Regions from separate parts of the Homo sapiens genome. Here region 2 is linked to region 1. A link is an interaction called in ENCODE POLR2A ChIA-PET data of the cell type or tissue named here. Cell type or tissue: IMR-90. All regions are shown on one strand. Links, peaks and the distances in the headings refer to the core of each region. The heading gives the core; the rest is flanking DNA.

Region 1 (7,384 bases), core at 1,083-5,082:
TGAATTTAAGGGCCGGGGGCCAGGTGGCTTTCGAAATTTATTTCTCAAGCCGGGCCTGGGCTGCAAGGGGCGGGGCTGCAGGAAAGGAGGAGCCAGGGGGCCTCTGGGGGCTGCGGGGCGGGGAGAAGGAGGAGCAGGAAGGGGTTAAGCTGACTCCTGTAGTAGGTGTGTCTGTCCCGGGATGTGGGTGACTCAACTGGCTCCTGGGCGGGGCTGCCCAAGCTGCAGCTGCTCCGGAGGGAGCAGGGCCAGGGTGAGGGAGAGCCAGCGCCAGAGCCGTCGGACAGGTCCCAGCGCGGGTAGCAGCCCAGCTCTATCCCTGCGCCCGGCTGGCCGCACCCAGCAGCCCCAAGGCGGGTTGGGGGCGGGGGGCCATGGCCCAGCCTGGGGATGGGGAGGCCAGCATGTCTATCCTGGAGCGGCTGCTGGCCAACGCTGCGCTGAGGGATGAGGCTGGCCGGCTCCGAAGCCCTGAGCCCAGGGCTCTCCCGCCCACAAGGGTGAGTCAGGGAGCGTGAGGTGGGGGGTGGGGTGCAAGAAGCCCTGGCTGGGATTTTCCCCTGTGCCAGAGGCTGCCCCTCTTGTCTTTCCTGGGCCAGGGTGAGGGCTGAGAGGTCTTCCTGGGGAAGATTGAGCAGACGGCACTTTGGCTGGGGAAGAAGGGCCTGGGTACTTATAGGAGGATGGGGGTCAGATGGGGCATGGGGGAGGACGGGCTGGAAAAGCTGTCATTGGTGTTGGAACCTTGCCTTGCAAGGGAAGTCGCAGAGAGGCTTTGAATCTTGACCTCTCCTAATCAAAAGGAAAGTGCACTGCCTGCCATTCCTGTGTGAAGACCACTCCTCTCCTGGCTGTTAGCCAAGTATTGCCCAAGAGTTGTAAACATGACCATGGGACCATCGATTGAGTGCCCACTGCATGCCAAGCACTATGCTGAGTGCTTGGTCTAAATGATCTCATTTAATCCTCTCACACCAGCCCCATGCAATAGGAATTATCCTCGTTTAAGGATGAGGACGCTGAGACCCAGAGTGGTTAAGTGATTTGCTCAAGGTCACACAGCTTTCTGTTGCCAAAGTGGGGCTTTCAGGCACTAGGCAGCGCTGACTCTGCTGGATTGACTCCCACCCTGATGGAATCTAATCGTTGTTTCTTTGTCTGTTTTTTTTTCTTATTCCCAGGGACTCCTTGGCTGGTCCCAGAAAGATCTGCAGAGTGAATTTGGGATCACAGGAGACCCACAGCCCAGCAGTTTCAGTCCTTCCAGCTGGTGTCAAGGTGCTTCTCAGGACTATGGCCTTGGGGGTGCAAGCCCTAGAGGAGACCCAGGTCTCGGAGAGAGGGACTGGACCAGCAAGTATGGGCAAGGAGCAGGGGAAGGGAGCACCAGGGAGTGGGCCAGCAGGTGTGGCATCGGCCAGGAGGAGATGGAGGCCAGCAGCAGCCAAGACCAGAGTAAAGTGTCTGCCCCAGGGGTGCTCACAGCCCAGGACCGGGTAGTTGGAAAGCCAGCCCAGCTTGGCACTCAGCGGAGCCAGGAGGCAGATGTTCAGGACTGGGAGTTCAGAAAGAGGGATTCCCAGGGCACTTACTCCAGCCGGGATGCAGAACTCCAGGACCAGGAATTCGGAAAGAGAGATTCACTGGGTACCTACAGTAGTCGAGATGTAAGCCTTGGGGACTGGGAATTTGGGAAGAGAGATTCTCTGGGTGCTTATGCCAGCCAAGATGCCAACGAGCAGGGCCAAGATTTGGGGAAGAGGGACCACCATGGTAGGTACAGCAGCCAGGATGCCGATGAGCAGGACTGGGAGTTTCAGAAGAGAGATGTGTCACTCGGCACCTATGGCAGCCGGGCTGCGGAGCCACAGGAACAGGAGTTTGGGAAGAGCGCTTGGATAAGGGACTACAGCAGTGGTGGCAGCTCCAGGACCCTTGACGCCCAGGACAGAAGCTTTGGAACGAGACCCCTGAGCTCTGGGTTCAGCCCCGAGGAAGCCCAGCAACAGGATGAGGAATTTGAGAAGAAGATTCCAAGTGTGGAAGACAGCCTTGGAGAGGGCAGCAGGGATGCTGGCCGGCCAGGAGAGAGAGGATCCGGGGGCTTGTTCAGTCCTAGCACTGCCCACGTGCCGGATGGGGCACTCGGGCAGAGAGACCAGAGCAGCTGGCAAAACAGTGATGCTAGCCAGGAGGTGGGAGGGCATCAGGAGAGACAGCAGGCAGGGGCTCAGGGCCCTGGCAGTGCTGACCTGGAAGATGGGGAGATGGGAAAGCGAGGCTGGGTCGGTGAGTTTAGCCTCAGTGTTGGCCCCCAGCGAGAGGCAGCATTTAGCCCAGGGCAGCAGGACTGGAGCCGGGACTTCTGCATCGAGGCCAGTGAGAGGAGCTATCAGTTTGGCATCATTGGCAACGACAGAGTGAGTGGTGCTGGCTTTAGCCCTTCTAGCAAGATGGAAGGTGGTCACTTTGTGCCTCCTGGGAAGACCACAGCTGGCTCGGTGGACTGGACTGACCAGCTGGGTCTCAGGAACTTGGAAGTGTCCAGCTGTGTGGGTTCTGGGGGCTCGAGCGAGGCCAGGGAGAGTGCCGTGGGACAGATGGGCTGGTCAGGTGGCCTGAGCTTGAGAGACATGAACCTGACCGGCTGTTTGGAAAGTGGAGGGTCTGAAGAGCCGGGGGGAATCGGAGTTGGGGAGAAGGACTGGACTTCTGATGTTAATGTGAAGAGCAAAGATTTGGCTGAGGTCGGGGAGGGAGGAGGCCACAGCCAGGCCAGAGAGAGTGGCGTGGGGCAGACTGACTGGTCAGGTGTGGAGGCCGGAGAGTTCCTTAAATCAAGGGAGCGTGGAGTTGGACAGGCAGACTGGACACCTGACCTTGGGCTGAGAAACATGGCCCCAGGGGCAGTCTGCAGTCCTGGAGAGTCCAAAGAGCTTGGGGTGGGCCAGATGGACTGGGGTAACAATCTGGGCCTGAGGGATTTGGAGGTGACCTGTGACCCAGACTCTGGAGGTTCTCAGGGGCTACGGGGATGTGGAGTGGGGCAGATGGACTGGACCCAGGACTTGGCGCCCCAGAATGTGGAGCTCTTTGGGGCTCCAAGTGAAGCCAGGGAGCATGGGGTGGGCGGGGTGAGCCAGTGCCCAGAGCCCGGCCTGAGGCACAATGGCAGCTTGTCTCCTGGCCTGGAGGCCAGAGACCCCTTGGAGGCCAGGGAGCTGGGGGTTGGTGAGACAAGTGGGCCAGAGACCCAGGGTGAAGATTACTCCTCGTCTTCCTTGGAGCCACACCCTGCAGACCCTGGAATGGAGACAGGAGAAGCCCTCAGCTTCGGAGCAAGGTAATGAACGGAGCCCCATCCCAAGTGTGGGAGGGAACATGTGAAGGCTGTCCAAGAAATCGGAACCTTTCTGAGGAGGGAAGAAACAGTTTTTCCTGAGGACTTTTAGTGTTTGGGTAATTGAGACATTTTGGACTAAGAATTTTTAGTTCTACTTAAAAATAATTGAAATATGATACACATACAGGTGAGTTCCTTTTTTGAAGGATGACTAATGTGTTACTTTTGCAACCCATGTTTGAGCTTGGTGATTTGGAATTGTGACTGTGACGGGGGAAATGGTGCATGTCATAGCTTGGATGGTTTCTGATGGGTTCTACTCTTGTACACAGTAGCCGTTCCCCAGGCCTCTCAGCCCTGAAGCCACAGGTGGTTTCATAGGTATAGGGCAGAGAATTCCGTGTCTTCTTGGCTGGGGCCACCACAGCCAGGAGTGGAGTGGACAGTGGAACCCACGGGTTCTCAAAGAGGTTAGGTACTTGGTGCTTCTTGCCTGTCCTGTCTTGAAGCCTGGAATAGCAAGTTCAAGAACCTGAAGGGTATGGGGACCTGGCCCCATGACCTTGGCCTCTGTGCAAATTTGCTGAAAGAACTTTCCAAAGGCTTTGCAAGGCAAGCACAGTCTGTTTCATGGATGTTTTAAAACCAGCTGAGATGGTTTTGCAGCTGAGAAACGTGCTAAAAAGGCATTGCATCCGTTTTGTTAACATTTCCATCCATTGAGATTCGCTTTTATTCCCTTTAGTGAGCAGAAAATGTTACCTTTTCCAGCCCCACAGTGGGAGCTTCTCACTGGGTATGTGGGGAAGGCAAGGGAAGTGTGGGGCAGGGGCTTTTATAAGTGGAAGGGGTTGGTGGTGGGAGGAGAGGAGCAGGAAGGGGCTAGAGCATATCATGGTGGTCTTGGGGACTCTGGAGAGGCATTTGGGATGGAGGAGGAGAAGGGAGAGAGGAAGATGGGCCCAGTGAGATGCCCAGGGGGATTTGAGGAAGTGGAGCTTCCTGACGACTCAGGCTGTTGACGGGGTGGTGACGGAGCACAGGGAACCACTGAGGCTGCATTGAGGACTGCAGGGACGAGGGGAGGGCGCAGGACTAGGAGTTGGGAGGCCCTTGTGGTCCTGGGCAGGTTGCTGGGCTCTGAGCCTCAGTTTCTCAGGGTTTGACTCAGGAAGTGCAGAGTTCCAGCTTTAATGTTCTTGGTGCAGGGGAGAGTCCAGGCTTGGCGTGGTTGTTCCTGATTTCTCTTCCTGGGACTCATAGAACTTTGCACACCCCATGCTTAACCACACGTCTTACCTCATTGATCTTCACAGCTGCTCTGTGAAGCAGGAAAGTGATTTTTATCCTCTCCGCTGGAGGGTCGAAAGGTGGTGTGACCCCTTAAGGGCAAAGAGTCAGGAGTACCTCTTTCTCACTTGTATATGTTAACTGCTTTCAGGTGTGGCCACTGTGGGACCACTGCCCCCCTCCCACCCAACCCCCCCCCCCACCACCACAGCTCTCTGCCTTTCCGTTCTGTGTGGGGTGGCTCTTAAGAAGTGGAAAGTGATCATCTTGTTCCCTTAGTTTAGGATGGAGGGAGGTGGGGCGGGGATTGTGATGGGACTAGGTTAGGGGAAGAGGAGGATAGTGTCATCATTGTGTCTTTAAAACACCCAGGCTTTTGTGGTTGTGTTACCGTAATCTGGCCAGTGTTGACTTTAACCCGAGTTCAGGGGTTAGCCGTGATGCCATACAGGTGAGCCTCATTGTATGCAACAGAAAGCGTGGCTCCTAACAGAAAGCACGGCTCCTCAAAAAGCCGAACGAAAACAGTTGCTTTAGAGAGGAGTTCGAGGGGCTTGTTTGAATTTTATGCTTTCGGGCAGCCTTTTCTAAAATGTGTCCTAAAGAATACCAGTCTGTGAATATGTTTGGAAAATGCTGGGTACTCTGTGGCCGTACAGAAGACTTAGTCTGTATATTAGCATATATTAGTACCTTAAAGACAAGTAATGCAGTATTTTCCAAGCTAATTTGGCTAATGTCCAAGAACCTAGTGTTCTGAGCAGGGAAATTCTGATGTAGGGAAATTCTACACTATGGGCACTTTCTCTTTTTTTTTTTGAAACGGAGTCTTGGTCTATCGCCCAGGCTCCCAGCCTGAAGTGCAGTGGTGCGATCTTGGCTCACTGCAACCTCTGCCTTCTGGGTTCAAGCGATTCTCCTGCCTCAGCCTCCTGAGTAGCTGGGAATACAGGCGCACATCACCACGCCCGGCTAATTTTTGTATTTTTAGCAGAGATGGGGTTTCACCATGTTGGCCAGGCTGGTCTTGAACTCCAGACAGACCTCAGGTGATCCACCCACCTCGGCCTCCCAAAGTGCTGGGATTACAGGCATGAGCCACCATGCCTGGCCCACTATGGGCACTTTCTCTTTAAAGAAAATTTTGGAGGTTCCCTTTGTAACGAGAAGTCCTTGAGAATAGCTCAGAGGGGTCTGGCTCTGGGTCCATCTGCCAGGCTTGCGTTCTGATTCTGTCACCACCTCTGTGACCTTGGGCAAGTTTGTTCTCTTCTGCGGGCCTCCGATTCCTCGTCTGTAAGTTGGGAGTAACTTACTCCCAGTACTCATGGGGTTTTGTTAATTGTTCCTCACAAAAACTAGGGAAACTGAGACCCAGAGAGGCAGTGTGACTTGCACCGGTTCCCACGGCTGGTGGCTGTGGGTTCTTCTTGTCTCCCTGGGCCCAAGCCGTGCAGTCTTCTCTGGGCACCCTCCCTGTCTCTCTGGGGTCAAGGTCAGCTGCTATTTCTCTAGACACATCTTTCCAGCTTCACCCCTCCCTCATTTCAGGTCTCAGAACACTGGGATATTCACGTTTTGTAGTTCCAGCGCCATGTTTGCCTCTGGAGCAGTGGTGGAGGGTGGGGTGGGATACCGTCTTGGTCCTCAGGGTACTCTAAAGTTTAGACCAGGTGAAGGGTGTAGATGCGACAAGATGAGGCACATCCTCTCTGGCCAGGGACCCGTGTTGAGGATGATAATGACTATCCTAATAATTTGTTGTATTTGTCAAGTGCTAACTATGTGTTAGGCACATATTTCTGCCAACAAACTAGAACAGTTTATGTACTTTTATTATCCCCATTTTACAGATAAACTGAGGTTCAGAGTGGGACAAATAACTTGTGGTCAAAGCCACAGGCATAGGAGGAGACAGAGCCTAGCTGTGTCCTGGAGTGGCAGGACTCAGTCCCTGTGTTCCTAACTACCCCTCTTTCCTGCTCCCATGCCGGGAGGGGCTCAGCTTATACATGATCTGGGTGCTTAGGGGTAGGAAAGCTGCTTCTAAGATGGGGTGAAGGGCGAGTGGGGTTTAGTCCGGCGGGGTGGACGTAGCTGCACTTTCTTGGGTTTTCCCCACTCGCCACTCTCTGCTCCTCAAGGCCACCTCCAGAGCTCACTGACCTCTGCCTGAGTGGCTTGGGCCACCTCTCGCTTTAGGAGTGGATTTTTTTTTTTTTTTTTTTTTTTGAGACGGAGTTTTGCTCTTGTTGCCTGGGCTGGAGTGCAGTGGCGCGGTCTTGGCTCACTGCAACCTCCACCACCCGGGTTCAAGCGATTCTCCTGCCTCAGTCTCCCCCAAGAAGCTGGGATTACAGGTGCCTGCCACCATGCCTGGCTAATTTTTGTATTTTTAGTAGAAACAGAGTTTCACCATGTTGTCCAGGCTGGTCTGGAACTCCTGACCTCAGGTGATCCGCCTGTTTTGGCCTCCCAAAGTGCTGGGATTACAGGCGTGAGCCAGGGCATTTCACATCTCTTTAGCTCATGGGGCCTGCCCTTAGCCTTCTTTTGCCCCACCCCAGGGAGAGGCTTTGGGCCTGGCCTCTGTAGTCTGGGTGGGGTGCTGTTGCCACCCCCTCCCTCCAAATTCTCCCTGATTTTAAGCTGGCTGTCAGGGTGAGCTGGCTTTGGCCCCCAGCCAGGGCTGCTCCCAATTCTGCTGCCTTGCTGTACTTCTGCTGCCGCCACTGCCTCCTCCCCCAATGT
Region 2 (7,384 bases), core at 1,775-5,774, 720 kb before region 1:
TGTGTGTCATGAAATATTATTCTTCTTTCAATTTGTCTTCAACCATTTAAAAATGTAAAAATCATTATTAGTTCACAGGCAATTAAAAAAGCAAGTGCTGGCCGGGTGCAGTGGCTCAAGCCTGTAATCCCAGCACTTTGGGAGGCCGAGGTGGGCAGATCACGAGGTCAGAAGATCGAGACCATCCTGGCTAATACGGTGAAGCCTCATTTCTACTAAAAATATAAAAAAAATTAGCCAGGCATGGTGGCGGGCCCCTGTAGTCCTAGCTACTCGGGAGACTGAAGCAGGAGAATGGCATGAACCTGGGAGGCGGAGCTTGCAGTGAGCCGAGATCACGCCACCGCACTCCCTCTAGCCTGGCCGACAGAGCAAGACTCTGTCTAAAAAAAAAAAAAAAAAAAAAAAAAAGCAAGTGCTGAGCTGGATTTGGCCAGCAGAACTTTCTTAGCCAACATCCTAGGGGATGTTGATCCTGCAAGATAGAATAAACTTGCATCCTTAAAGTTGAACAGAGCCACCACCAGGCTGGAACACTCACTGTGGACTCTTGCCAGAAAAAGAAAATCTCCTTCATTCTTTAAGCTACACTATAGTTAAGTCTCTCTTGTTATAGAGACTTAGCATTTTACTTTATCTAATATATAGTCCATAACTCCTGACTATTCAGACCATAGCTCCCTTCCATAGTCCTCACCACTGTCCTTTTATTTTTTTAATTTCCATTTTTATTTTAGATTCAGGGGGTACATGTGCAGATTTGTCACAAGGATATATTGTGGGATGGTAAGGTTTGGACTCTATTCATTCTGTCACCTAGATGGGAACATAGTACCCAACAGGCAGTTTTTCAGCCATTGCCCCCTCCCCTCTCTCCCTCCTTTTGAGGTCCCCAGTATCTCTTATTCCCATCTTTATGTTCATGTGTACCCAAGATTTAGCTCCTACTTACAAGTGAGAAAACAAAATATTTGATTTTCAGTTTCTGCATTAATTTGCTTAGGATAATGGCCTCCCACTACATCCATGTTGCTGCATATAATACAATTTCATTCTTTTTCATGTCTGCATAGTATTCCATGGTGTATATGTATTGCATTTTCTTTATCCAATCTACCATTGATAGACACCTAGACTGATTCCATCTCTTTGTTATTGCAAATAGTGTCATGATGAACATACAAGTGCATGTGTCATTTTGATAGAACGATTATTTTACTTTGAGTATATACCTAGTAATGGGATTGCTGGCTTGAATAGCAGTTCTATTTTTCATTCTTTGAGAAATCTTCAAACTGCTTTCCATGTGGCTGAACTAATTTGCACTCTCACCAACAGTGCATAAGCATTCCCTTTTCTCTGCAACCTCTCCAACATCTGTTATTTTTTGACTCTTTGATAATAGCCATTCTAACTGGCATGAGATGATATCTCATTATGTTTTCATTTGCACTTCTCTGATGGTTAGTGATGATGAGAATTTTTTCATATGGTTGTTTACAACTTGGATATCTTCTTTTGATAAGTGTCTGTTCATGTCCTCTACCCACTTTTTAATGGGATTAATTGTTTTTTTCTTGTTGATTTAAGTCCCTTATAGATTCTGGATATTAAACCTTTGTCAGATGCATAGTTTGCGAATATTTTCTTTTATTTGGTAGTTTACCTGTTTGTCATGTCAACAGTTTATTTTACTGTGCAGAAGCTATTTAATTAAGTCCCACTTGTTAATTTTTGTTTTCATTGCAATTGCTTTTGAGAACTTAGTAATAAATTCTTTCCCAAGACCAATGTCCAGAAGGGTATTTCCTAGGTCTTCTTCCAGGATTTTTTTATAGTTTGAGGTCTTATATTTAAGTCTTTAATCCATCTTAATTTTTGAATATGGTGATAAGTAGAGGTTCAGTTTCAGTCTTCTGCATATGGCTAGCCAGTTTTCCCAGCACCATTTATTGAGTAGGGAATCTTTTCTCCATTGCTTATTTTTGTCAGCTTTTTCAAAGATCAGTTGGTAGCAATGTACAGTTTTATTTCTGGGTTTTCTATTCTGTCCCATTGGTCTATGTGTCTGTTTCTGTACTAGCACCATGCTGTTTTGGTTACTGTAGCCTTATAGTATAGTTTTAAGTCAGATAATATAATGCCTCCAGATTTATTTTTTTGGTTTTTTTTGCTTAGGATTGCTTTGGCAATTTGGGCTCCTTTTTTGCTTTCATATGAATTTTAGAATTGTTTTTTCTAATTCTGTGAAAAATGACATTGATAGTTTGATAGGAATAGCATTGAATCTGCGGATTGCTTTGGGCAGTGTGACCATTTTAATGATATTGATTCTTCCAATCTGTGAGCATGGGATGTTTTTTCATTTGTTTGTGTCATCTCTGATTTCTTTTAGCAGTGTTTTGTGGTTCCCCTTATAAATATCTTTCACTTCCTTGGTTAGTTGTATTCCTAGGTATTGTATTTTTTGTGGCTGTTATAAATGGAACTGCATTCTTGATTTGGTCTCAGCTTAAATGTTATTGACTAACCTGTTTTTAAATATCCAAGGCAAGGAAACTGGGTTCCCACCTGCCTCCTCACTGTCCCTTCCAAAAGTTGAGAGAAAAGACTCGACCCAGAGCTCCCTTCACTTCCTTGTTCCTAAGACTGTAGATGAGAGGATTGAGCATGGGCGTGACAACAGAGTAGAAGACAGATACCACCTTGTTGAAGTTGATGGAGGAGGTCACCTTGGTCTGGACATACATAAAGAAAAGAGTGCCATAGAAGAGGCTCACCACAGTCAGGTGAGCTGCACAGGTAGAGAAGGCCTTCCAGCGCTCAGCAGCTGAGCGGATGTGCAGCAGTGTCCAGACGATGTTGCCATAGGACACAGCAATGACCATAGAGGAGGCCAGTAGCACAGCCAGAGACACCAGGAAATCCACAGTCTCCTTCCAAGTGACATCTGAGCACGACAAGGCTAGCAAGGGTGAGGCATCACAGGAGAAATGGTCAATGACATTTGGGCCATAAAATGTTAGCTGAGACAAGAGGTAGATTGGCAAGATGGGTGTGAGGAAACCTACCAGCCAACAGGCAGCTGCCAGACGGATGCAGGTGCCCCAGGACACAAAAGCCCCATAGTGGAGAGGCATACAAATGGCCACATAACGATCATAGGCCATGGCAGCCAGTAGGAAACACTCAGTTGCCCCAAGAAAGGTGAAGATGAAGAGCTGGGATAGGCAATCAGCATAAGAGATATTCTTGCCACCATCCACCCCAATAAAACCAGCCAGCATCTTGGGCACTGTAACAGAAGTGTACCAGATTTCAAGGCAGGACAAGTGTGTCAGGAAGAAATACATGGGTCTCCGTAGTCGGTGGTCCAAACCCACCACTAAAATGATGGCCAAATTCTCCACCAAGGTGAACAGGTACATGGTGAGGAAGAGTATGAAGAAGAGGAGGTGTGCTTCATGGATGCCAGCAAAGCCCATCATGACAAATTCAGTTACCTGGGTCCAGTTTTTGGTATATGGTTGCATATGTGGCAGTGAGAGCTCAGCAAACTCATAGCCTCATAGACAATGAGAGCTCAAAGAGAACCTGTGAGGTTGGAGGATGTTGTACTAAAATGCCTTTCACTTCAGAAGAGAAACATGATGTCAACACACTGTTCTTACCCTCAAAGAATTCACAGTTCATGAGGGACATGAGAAAACAAATAATATTAGTACAAAATGAAATGCACTGGCTAAGAATAAGGCAGGATACTATGAGCAGAAATATCAGGGAAGCTCAACCAGTCTTGAGAAATCTTCCTGGAGGGAAGACTGTCTATAGCTGAACCTGAAAAGGAAGTATAAGTTAGTGAGACAAAAGGTAGAGATAGAGAGAAGACATCACAAGTATAAAATTCCAGACATCAGAGAGGAGATTGTGCATTGGGGAAACTTCAAGTAGAGACAGTTTACCATGGAGTTCAAGAGCTTGATTTCCCAAGCAAGCATACCTAGATTCAAATAAAAGAGAACCTAACAGATTTGTTGTGAAAATGTAAGTTAGATAATTCCTGTAAAGCACTTAGCATCATGTTTGAGTCAATAAATGTCAAGGGGGAAATCTACATGTTGACATCTCCTGGAATAAGATACAGAGAGAAAATGACTGTTTCTGAGCCTGAGGAGTAGGCTGGGACACCATGAAGGGCTAGCAACCAAATTAAGGGAAAGGAAAAAGCTGAGCTTCAGTCTAAAGGTCACAGGGAGACTTTAAGAATTATAAGCAGAGAAGCAATGCTATTCTTTTTACCCCTTAGAAGGGGCAGGTTTGGAGGGGAACAAGATAAGAGCCAGAGGCCGGGCCCGGTGGCTCATATGTGTAATCCCAGCACTTTGGGAGTCTAAGGCAGGCAGCTCACCTGAGGTTGGGTGTTCAAGATCAGCCTGGCCAACATTGTGAAACCCTGTCTCTATTAAAAGTACAAAAGTTAGCCCAGCGTGGTGGTGGGCACCTGTAATCCCAGCTACTCAAGAGGCTGAGGCAGGAGAATCACTTGAATCCAGGAGGCAGAGGTTGCAGTGAGCTGAGATTATGCCACTGCACTCTAGCCTGGGCAACAGAGCAAGACTTAATGTCAAAAAAAAAAAAAAAAGGAGGAGGCAGGAAGGCTGGGTTAGGAGGTTGTTGCAAGTATAGCATGGAGTGATGGTGACTTTAACTGCAGAAATGCCAGTAGGAGACTGAATATGACTATTAAGAGATAGAATCAACATAATTGGGTTTGAATCCACACTGGGTTTGAATTTAAGCTCCAATATCAACTTGAAATATGTGACCATGAGTGAATCACTAAATAATCCCATTTTTTAAAAAACAGATAATACAAGAGTTCCAAAGAGATTACTTCCTATCTCATTTTAGAATTAAATGAGAAAATATAATATCTCCATTTTTGTGCCAGTTTTAAAATACAGCCCCAAATTCTTGAACACTCTTCCCATCCAAAAGTGAGGTCTATGGCTATTCCCATTGAATCTGGGTTCTGTGACTGCTTAACAACAGAATAAGGGGGAAGTGATGCTGTGCCAGGTTCCAGGCCCGGGACTTGGAAACCCCAGTTTCCTCTTCTTGCTTCTTGAAACCCAGTGACAGTAGTGTGAGGAAGCCTATCCAGCCTGTGGAAAGGCCTAGGTGGAGAGGAACTAAGTCCCTCAGGCCTCAGCCTGGCCAAGCTTCCACTGACAGCCAGCAGCAGCGTACCAGCCGGATGAATAAGCTGTCTGAGAAATAGATCATTCAGCCCCCAGTTGAGCTGGCCAAGCTGACACCAGCCTTCCCTTCTGAGCCCTCCCCAAATTAAAAATCTGTGAGCTAAATAACTGATTGCTGTTTAAACCACTAAGTTTTAGGCTGCTTTGTTATGCAGTAACATAAATAAAGCAGTTATACCCTAGTTGTGTAACTTGGGCAAATTATTCACTATTTCTGACCCTTTGGAGAAAAAGAAATAGTGTTTTGCTACAGTCACAGATTCCTGAACTGGAATTTGAATCCAGGTTTGCCAAGGTCTAAAGCCCTTGCTCTTTCCCCTATAAATAATTAGCAAGTTCCTTCTGGCTTCAGAATTCCTGGCAATGAAAGCATGTAGAGATAAAAAATCAGAAATAAACAAGTCCAAAGTTTTCAGATTTCTGCGTGCGTCTTCGCCATGCCTAACATCCCCACAGTGGGAAGTCTATAAACATTGGCTTCCTCTCACATAATTGCATTGCAGCCCCAGACACTTCATGCTTCTGTTGGCTCAAGGAAATTTCAGGATGCAATTTCCACCCATTTATCTCGTTTGCAACCTCACTTACAATGTAGCAGCCTCCAAACAATGATCACCCTTCCCAGTGGAGATACTGCACACAGATGCTCTAGAAGTTTGACTTGACTTACGGTGTTAGACAGTTTCACAGTCAAATTCTCTGAAAAATTCATTATTTTTCATAGTCATGGAGAGGATGAGATTTAGAGTCAAACAGCTCTGGGATCAAGCCCTGGGTCTGCAATTTACTAGCTCTCTTGTGTCATCTATAAATTCTTACTATTTTTCTAAATCTTACCTGTCCTTTCATCTGTGACTCAGGTTTGATAGTCCTGTCTTCACTAGGAAGGCTTTTTCCTTATCTCATTCCTCCAAACTTGTATGCAGGTCAAGCAAACAAATGCAGAGGGCACCTGCTCTGACCTAGGAACCACGGTGGAGGGTACAGATGCCCCCAGCATCTACCCCAGGGTCTGGTACAAAGCAGGTACCCCCAACATCCATCCTGAGGCCTGATGCAGAGCAGGTGCCCCCAGCATCCACCCTGGGGCCTGGTACAGACCAGGTTTCTCCAGCATCACCATGGGGCCTGGCACAGAGCAGATTCTCCCACCATCTGCCCCAGGGCCTGGTACAAAGCAAGGGCCACAAGCATCTATCTCAGGGCCTGGTACAGAGCAGGTGCCCCAGCATCCACCCTGGGGCCTGGTACAGATGCCCCCCCGACATCCACCCTGGGGCCTGGTACAGAGCAGGTATTATTTTTTAATACTTTCAGCTCTCTGATCCATGGCTTAGAGAGAGAGTGCCAGAACCTGTGGCCTTTGTATCAGGCCCAGATTAGCTACATTGAAAGGATCTGCTCTTGTTTCTCAAAAGCTGAAGGAGGGGTAAAGAAGTAGGATATAAGAGAGAAGGAGAGAGGGACAGCCGACGGCTTTTTATCCCCTTGCATCTAGGCAATGAGGCATTTCACCTGTGGGCTGAGATTTTTTTAAGAAGCAGGAGCAGTTTCCCCACTATCTCTTTCCCCATCATAGAGCCAACAGCTGGCAGGATCCTAGATCCCTGAAGAAAACGACTCACTTCTTCCTGGAGCAGGGATTACCCAATATTTTCTGTAAAGGATCAGATTTAAATAGTTTAAGCTTTATGAGCCACAGGCAGTTTCCGCCACATATTCTTCTCTGTGGGTTTATTTTGTTTGTTTTTGCAACTCTTTAAAACGTAAAACCCTTTCTTAGCTCATGGTCCATACACAAACAGGCTACAAGCTGGATTTGGACCATGGGCTGTAATTTGCCAATCCCTGCCCTAGACTCACACAGGACTGTTACATGAGCGAAAAAGAACACCACTTTACTGTGTCAAGCAGTAGTTACCCTACTTTATGGACACACATACCACCTCTGCCACCACCAAGCAGCCAAACTGTCCTCAAATTATCTGTTGTCTCTTGTTCTGCAGAGAAATGGGAGACGGGGGACAACTGATACCCAGGGTTTGGTTGGGCATGCGTGGGCAATTGCACCTGCACAGAAGCCCAGTGAGTCCTTACTGCTCCCCCTACCCTAATGCTAATTA

The links. ChIA-PET counts read pairs that join two places held together with the same protein. Peaks named below come from ENCODE experiments on the same cell type or tissue, not always from the same donor. Only the 100,000 strongest peaks of a DNase experiment are listed, where the experiment ranks them.
Region 2: POLR2A ChIA-PET joins it to region 1 with 10 read pairs; 1 of 35 experiments calls an interaction of 5 or more read pairs at or near these places.

Annotation. Positions count from the first base shown.
Region 1 is chr11:57,304,354-57,311,737 of GRCh38, reverse strand. TNKS1BP1 (tankyrase 1 binding protein 1) reads left to right here. Exons shown (of 12, transcript NM_033396.3): 6 at 1,182-3,343. Among named protein-coding and RNA genes, the nearest start is that of TNKS1BP1, 17 kb to the left of the region's middle. RefSeq lists a silencer at 258-467 and an enhancer at 7,091-7,384. In IMR-90, for the core only: no CTCF peak of the experiment used is centred there; no DNase peak of the experiment used is centred there; H3K27ac peaks cover 880 bases.
Region 2 is chr11:58,027,102-58,034,485 of GRCh38, reverse strand. The region is part of intron 1 of OR9Q1 (olfactory receptor family 9 subfamily Q member 1); the gene reads right to left. OR6Q1 (olfactory receptor family 6 subfamily Q member 1) reads right to left here and starts at 3,533. Exons shown (of 1, transcript NM_001005186.2): 1 at 2,580-3,533. The coding sequence starts at 3,533. The coding sequence ends at 2,580. In IMR-90, for the core only: no CTCF peak of the experiment used is centred there; a DNase peak (open chromatin) is centred at 5,525; H3K27ac peaks cover 1,602 bases.